Linked DNA regions of Homo sapiens: region 1 is linked to region 2. A link is a contact called in ENCODE Hi-C data. All regions are on one chromosome and are shown on one strand. Each heading gives the region's core, a stretch centred on a gene start or an enhancer-like site at or near the end of the contact. The rest is flanking DNA. Distances are from core to core; before and after follow the strand shown. Region 1 holds the start of NR2F2-AS1 (NR2F2 antisense RNA 1). Region 2 has its middle 79 kb from the start of CHASERR.

Evidence for each region. A loop is a pair of places that touch in the nucleus more often than their neighbours do. Pooled maps may share reads with other maps.
Region 1: a pooled map shows a loop between it and region 2 (6-fold over the local background). The contact joins the promoter of NR2F2-AS1 here to the enhancer-like site in region 2. A Hi-C loop is called at or near these places in 2 of 168 maps with a recorded cell type or tissue (gastrocnemius medialis and sigmoid colon) and 13 of 50 pooled maps.

Annotation. Positions count from the first base shown.
Region 1 is chr15:96,325,729-96,329,508 of GRCh38, forward strand. It overlaps NR2F2-AS1 (NR2F2 antisense RNA 1), which reads right to left and starts at 1,390. Exons shown (of 5, transcript NR_125738.1): 1 at 1,228-1,390. It also overlaps a transcript of NR2F2 not described here.
Region 2 is chr15:92,802,072-92,805,906 of GRCh38, forward strand. No RefSeq gene overlaps it. Among named protein-coding and RNA genes, the nearest start is that of CHASERR, 79 kb to the right of the region's middle. RefSeq lists an enhancer at 2,371-2,420. Within about 2 kb of position 1,825, at least 34 of the 41 ENCODE cell types and tissues checked have a DNase peak (open chromatin) inside an H3K27ac peak, as active enhancers do; they include gastrocnemius medialis and sigmoid colon, where a contact is called at or near this core.

The sequences.
Region 1 (3,780 bases), core at 140-2,639, 3.5 Mb after region 2:
CTGTGCCTTGGGTCGTCTTGCTTTGCAATATCGCCTATAGTTGTTGGCGGTTTTCTGCTGAGGCTGAGCCGTTTGCTCCAGCCTCCGACTAAACTCATTAAGTTGGGAGATTTTTTTCAATTGGACGGGTGTTTTTAAAGTCTCGTCTTTCCAGCCCCAAACAAGGTGTAACAACGCACTCTTCCTTCTAAGGAATGAGATGAGAGACAAGGATCACTCCAGACATCTCCTACCTACGGTTTGGGGTTTTTTTTCTTAAAGGCGAGGCTTGCATTCCTCAGCAGCTATGTACAAAGCTCCCTGAAACCTTGTCTCTCTAAAGTTAGTGTGCAGGGTTTTCCAAGGCTGAGAGAGCCTAATACATGGGGAAGCACTTCCTTGAGGTGGAAGATCTCTCCCTTCACCTTTCCTCTTTTTCCCTGCAGGCTAGTGCCTACTTTTTATCAGTTTGCACAATCGCTTAGATAAACACCGAGGAGGAGATTCTCTTTAATTATCAAAGACACATCTTTTCAGGGGGCCAACAAAGCATTTATTTCACCCGCCAAACTAAAGGAGAGTTATTCCAGTTTAGGAGGAAGATGCAAGCGGTTTGGGACCTTGAACAAGGCAAATATGGTTTTGGTATGTTTACTTACAGTATTTTTTCTCTCTCTCTTTCCTTTCTCACTTTTCTGCTTGTGCTGTGTGGGGTTGGGGATGACTTGGGGCTTTTCAAAATATCGGTTTGCTAACGTGTATGAAATGCCGAGGACTGTGGTTTAAGGGGTTCGGGGAAGGGGGGATCAGAGTCAATTCAATGCATTGCCATATTTTATTACATGTGTGTGGTAGGAGAGATGGTGGAGGGGGAGGGGGGAAAATACAATTGCAAAGCTGCCAAAATATGATTAAACCGAAGCGTTAAGACTGCGGAGCCTCCTATCTCCTCGTCCTGTCTCCTCAAACTCATTTCCTTCCACAGAGCAAACTAAAAACCAGTCCTATAAAGCGTGGTTTTGCAAGCAGCAGATGACTCGGTTTTCTAGCAAAGGAGCTGCTAGGCTCGCACTAAGTATCAGAATTTACTGTTCGCTTTGCCTCTGCGCTTCATTTTGCAACCTTGTGCAACTGACAGCCAGGCAGGCAGGGAGGGAGAAAAGCCTAGCCCGGCGCCCTCGGCCACGGTTCGGGTAGGCGAGCGCTCGGTTAAGCTAGGAGGAGAATCGCGACGAGAAGGGTACTCACCATCGGGCGGGGCGGTGGAGCTGGCGTGCGGATTTCAGGCAAACGTTTACCTTTTTGCTGTCTATTGCAACCGCGCCGGGCTGACTTAAGAAGCAATTCTGTGCTCTGTCCAGAACATTCAAGGAGCGGTTCCTCATTTTTAAAAAGCCAGCGAGAGAGACGACAGAGACAGAGAGAAAGAAAAAGAGAGGAGGGGGTGAGGGGGACGCACATAAACCCAGTTCAAAAAAAAAAAAAAATCACCTCTTCGCCAGTGACTCGGGAAACGCAGAGGTGGCGAGATCCGAGTACGGTCCAACCAAGCCAGAGCCAATTAATTTTAAATCCTGAAGAATTATTCAGATTAAAATGTACAGAAGTTTCGTTCTCCTATGCCTACGTGAGTCCAAAGTCGTTTCCCTTTAAGAGCTCCTTTTCTTTTAAAGTTGAATTTTAGGCAGCGAGGACTCTTACACTAGGGGGCAGACAGATACTGTACTTGCTCTAATCTTAAGCAATTTTTTCCCTCCCAGCATATGCTCTGATTTAGCACTGTAAATTTTTCAGAGGACCTAACTCTGACAGCCCCTGGTGATTTTCAAAGTACCACAAGCCAGTGGTTAAAAATTGCATTGACTTGGAAGTTCAGAGGGACACAATGGAAGCCCCTTTCCCTATTCATGGAGCTCCAGTGTGGTGGAAGAGAAAAACACACACGGACTAGATTGAGGGAAAGGAGGAATTCAATGAATCCTGGAGGACGGAACTGGTTTCTACTGAGTTCAGAGTTAAACTCGGCATTTGCTGGGGTCTGTATTCATATTGTGATTCAATCTGTAAAGAAATACAGCCCATCAGGCCACTTTCTGCAAGAAAATTATATTCCTGGGTGTTGAGTTTCTTTCTTTTCTTTTTTAGATTAGGGCAAATGTTGTCCCAACTTTCTCTAGGCAAATTAAAGCTTGCCATTCTTCTCATTATAATAAATTTACATCTGCAAAAAAAGACTGAGTTGGATTTTTAAAAAACAACAATAATATATTGATTTTATCTTCTCAGAGCTTTTTAACCTTAGACGCACAGCAAGTGAGCATCTCTGGAGAAGACATTTAAAAATATTTTTGCCCTTTTTTCTTCTCAGTCTGTAGTCTTGTCTCTTCTTCTATGCATTAAAATTAAGTATAATTCATACGGTGATTTTTTTTCTCCCTTGTAACAGCATTTCATAACTGAATGAGTCCTAAAATACAGAGTGAAACACCCCTGACTTTATGGCAGCCCTGTGATCATTTGCCTAGCAGGCTCCAATTTGTTAAGATATGGTTGGGAAATTATTCCATTTTAATCTAAGGCCATCACGCATACTTCAAATTCCAAAAATCTCTAAGTGGACTGGGGAAGCTCTTCCTCCTCGATATTGTTCCTTCCCATGTTTGTAAAAGGTAATCTGCTATGGAAGTCTCATTCAGGAGGTGAGATGAAGATTTCCCTATAATCAATTATTTTCATCCTCTATTGAGATGGGAATGCCCATTAGATTTCCTATCTCAACCCCAGTCTCATCACATCTCAGCTGAGCTTGTCCCGAATCTGCTGACATTTGTAACATTAGCAATTCCTGAATCATAGAGGTTGGAAGGGAAAACAACAACAACTACCAAAAACCTTCTCCTGTGTAATGATTTCTTTTCCATCCTTCTTATCCTCTTTAGGAGAAAGTTATATTGTGTCTCTAATTAACCTGAAATTCTCAGCTTGGCTTCATTCTGTGGCAATCTTATTACACACCAGGTTTATGATAGTTCAGTGTCCACTATAGGTTTGCTGGGCTTTTTTTTTTTTTTTTAACAACTTTCAAATAAACCGAGAACCTGCAGCTTTAGTGAAATACGTGATTTCATCGGAGAAAGAGTGAGGGCTGAGGTTTCGGGAATGAAGCTTAAAGAAGATTTTTCCTTTCCTAAAAACCAGCCCCTATCTGCCCAGATCTTTAGTCCTTACCTCATATTCTGCCTATGTGTGTAAAGAGAATTGAATGTAAAATGTGATCTATGCATGTCAATTATATGTATGGTTTATTTTTAAAATATCTTTACCCTGTCAATTTTTTTTTCAGCTACCAAGGATGTTTTCTGTGGTCATCAATTTACTCTTCATATGTGTTCATTTCTTTCCTGGAGCTCAGCGTCTTTTGTGTAAAATATTTTAATTGTTCACAAACCTGGTTGGTTTACCGGCATGAGGTTTTTTCTTGGTGCAAAGTGTGTACAAAGGAGACACAATTTTCTTGTATAAATGTGGAATAATGATAATTCACTAACTGGTCATAAACAACAAGTTTACTGCGTTGGAATATAGTGTGTTCTGAGAGCAATTCTACATGTTTGATGTTTAAAACCAGACACCCTGGAATTCAAAGACACAACTGTCTCAATTATTTTAGCACATGGAGCAGAATGGCAATAGGCTATGAAGTTGTTCTTTTTGCAGTGACTTCTTGAGGTAGAATATGGCTTGGGTTTGGTTCTTGTGACCTGTACTAGTATTATTTCCCATTTGGGGCAGAATCTCTGG
Region 2 (3,835 bases), core at 575-3,074:
GTTGAATGAGCTATTCCATCTTTTCTGTCTAGGTTTTCTCATTTCCTTTTTTGTTCTTTTTTTTTTTTTTTTTTTTTGAGACAGGGTCTGGCTTTGTCACCCAGGCTAGAGTGCAGTTGCGCAATCTCGGCTCACTGGAACCTCCTCCTCCCAGGCTCAAGCAATTCTCCCACCTCAGCCTCCAGAATAGCTGGGACCACAGGCATGTGCCACCAAGCCCAACTAATCTTTTTGTATTTTTAGTAGAGATGTAGTTTTGCTATGTTGCCCATGCTGATCTTGAACTCTTGAGCTCAAAATTATCCACCCACCTTGGCCTCCCAGAGTGCTGGGATTACAGGCATGTGCCAACATGCCCGGCTGGGGCCATGCTCTTTCTGAAGCCTCCAGAGGAGACCCTCTGTTCCATGGCTTTTTCTTCTGGTGTTGGTGGCAGTCCTTGGAGTTCCTTGCTTCATGGATGATACTTCACTCCAGTCTCTGTGGCAGAAATTCTCTGGTGTGTGTAGACAAGCCTTCCTCTGCCTCCCTCTTAGGAAGATACATGTGATAACACTTAAGGCCCACCCTGATCATCCAAAATCATCTCCCCATCTCAAGATATTTTTTTTTTTTTGAGATGGAGTCTCGCTCTGTTTCCCAGGCTGGAGTGCAGTGGCGCAGTCTTGGCTCACTGCATCCTCCGCCTCCCGGGCTCAAGTGATTCTCCTGCCTCAGCCTCCTAAGTAGCTGGGACCACAGGCATGTGCCACCATGCCCGGCTAATTTTTGAATTTTTAGTAGAGGTGGGGTTTCACCATGTTGGCCAGGCTGGTCTTGAACTCCTGACTTCAAGTGATCCACCTGCCTCGGCCTCCCAAAGTGCTGGGATTACAGGCGTGAGCCATCGTGCCCGGCATCAAGATCCTTAAATTAAGCTGGGCGTAGTGAGCCGAGATCATGTCACTGCACTTCAGCCTGGGCTACAAAGCAAGACTCCATCTCAAAATAAAATAAAATAAAATAATTTTTTTTTTTTTGAGACGGAGTTTCGCTCTTGCTGCCCAGGCTGGAGTGCTATGGCACGATCCTGGCTCACCACAACCTCCGCCTCCTGGGTTCTAGTGATTCTCCTGCCTCAGCCTTCCAAGTAGCTGGGATTACAGGCATGAGCCACCACACCCGGCTAACTTTGTTGTATTTTTAGTAGAGACAAGGTTTCTCCATGCTGGTCAGGCTGGTCTCGAACTCCCAGCCTCAGGTGATCTGCCCACCTCGGCCTCTCAAAGTGCTGGGATTACAGGTGTGAGCCACCACACCCTAAAATAAAATTGTTTTAAAAGTAAGATCTTTAACTTACACACCTGCACATTTGCAAAGCCCTAGTTGTTGGGGTTTTGTTTTTTTGTTTTTTTTTTTCTTTGAGACAGAGTCTCACTGGGATTGCAGGTGTGAGCCACCTTGCCCTGCCTGTGTTTTGGTTTTTGTTGTTTTTGCCAGATAAAGTAACATTCAGTTTCCACATATTGGGATATCACTGGGAGACCATTATTCAGCCCACCACACACATCCCCAAATCTACCAGGTTAAATGGAGGTAGATTTTTAAGCTTCCCAAGTAGCTGGGACTACAGGCATGCACCACTATGTCTGGCTAATTATTTTTATTTTTTATACAGTTGGGGTCTTGCTACATTGCCCAGGCTGGTCTTGAACTTCTAGGCTCAAGCAAACCTCCTGCCTCTGCCTTCCAAAGTGCTGGGATTACCGGTATGAGTCACCACACTGAGCAAGGGAGAAGAATTTTAAGAGTCCCTATAATAACTCCACACCTCTCTAAAAACCGCACTGCTCGCCCCTCCCCACTCCCACAGGTTTTGGAGTTTCTGACTCCTGAAAGAGAATGAGTCACAGACAGTTCCCGTCAGAAAAGACTATGTCCCTCCCACCTCTCATTTAGTTCCCGTTTGTTTAGGATTCAAGTGTCTTGGGCAGTTAGATAGCTCCCCAGCCTACCCAGTTTCCCTCTTGCCTCCCCTCTACTACCCCCAGAAATGCTTGTGCAATATTGGACTGACTCACCCAGAAATAACTCATGACTCTCCTTTGTTTACAGTTTAAGAGACTAGGGTGTTGAAATATCTCAGCAAAGGCCACTGAGGGACTCTTCAGTCCAGGGACAATGAAACACTGGACAACCTGGGAGGAGTTAGGTACATTCTCTGGCCTTCTCTCAGAGGGGCTTTTGCTGTGTTGTAACAGGCAGTGGAGTGTTGGTAAATATTTAACAAGGCATCTCCAAGGGGAAAAGCCTTAATATGTAGTGTTTACCTATTCCTGTGGTGTAAATACCCCTGCTATGGCCAGTTTCAAGCTACCAACATGATGTCATTGAAACCAAAGTTGGAAAGAAAAGTGCATCATCATTCTGAGCAGCTGACTCCAACACGCCACTGTAGCTCCACTGACCTAAGGGAAAACTGTCAGTCTTCACTCCATAAGGATGTACAGGCCCAGGGGCTGGACAATGTAGCTCTTGGAAGATCACAATAGAGTCAGTTTCCTAATTTCAGGGACCAACTGTTACTGCTAAGAATAAATGGGAGGCCAGGTGCAGTGGCTCACACCTGTAATCCAAGCACTTTGGGAGGCCGAGGCAGGTAGATCACCTGAGGTCAGAGTTCGAGACCAGCCTGACCAACAGAGTGAAACCTCGTCTCTACTAAAAATACAAAAATTAGCCAGGCTTGGTGGCGTGCACCTGTAATCCCAGCTACTCAGGAGGCTGAGGCAGGAGAATCACTTGAACCCAGGAGGCAGAGGTTGCAGTGAGCCGAAATCACACCACTGCACTCCAGCATGGGCAACAGACCAAGACTCTGTCTCAAAAAAAAAAAAAAAAGAACAAATGTGTAAAATAGTCACAGATCTTTACAATCCCATCCAGCGATGAGGTTCTAGGTACAAAACAAACATTAACATCTTTCTCCTCTGGAATCGCTTGAACCAAGGAGACAGAGGTTGCAGTGAGCCAAGATCGTGCCACTGCACTCCAGCCTGGGAATCAGAGTAAGACTCCGCCTCAGGAAAAAAAGAAAAAGAAATCTTTTTCCTCTGAACTCTCATCAAACTTCTATTTCTACATCTCTTTTGATTTTTTTTATTTATCTAACAATGACTGTGCCAAGCAATATTCCAAATAAGGTATATACCGTGACACAATCCAACCTCACAACAAGCCTACAGGCAAGTACTTTATGTATTTATTTATTTGTTTACTTATATATTTGTTGACACTGGGTCTCACTCTGTTGCCGAGGCTGGAGTGCAATGGCACCATCTGGGCTCACTGAAGCCTCGACCTCCTGGGCTCAAGCGATCCTCCCACCTCAGCACCCCCAGAGTAGCTGGGATTACAGGCACACGCTACCACACCCAGCTAATTTTTGTAATTTTAGTAGAGAGGGCATTTCACCTTGTTGCCCAGGCTGGTCTCGAACTCCTGGACTCAGGCGATCCACTGCTTCAGCCTCCCAAAGTGCTGGGATTACAGGAGTGAGCCACCAAGCCCAGCCTGGAACAAGCACTTTTTACAAATCTGTTTTACAAAGGAGCAAACTGAAGCGCTGAGAGGTTAAGTTACATGTCCAAAGTCACAAAGCCCTGAATTGCCTTTGCAATGCCCCTTAAAAAGTGGCAGAATAAATGCCCAACCCAAGAAGCTCTTCACATATTTGATTTAGATTCCACATAAAAATAAAAGCACTATGTATACATATTTACATATGGCATATTTATGATCTACTTTATAGTTATTTTGTAGCTGTTAGTAATGAAAATAAGAACAATTTTATACA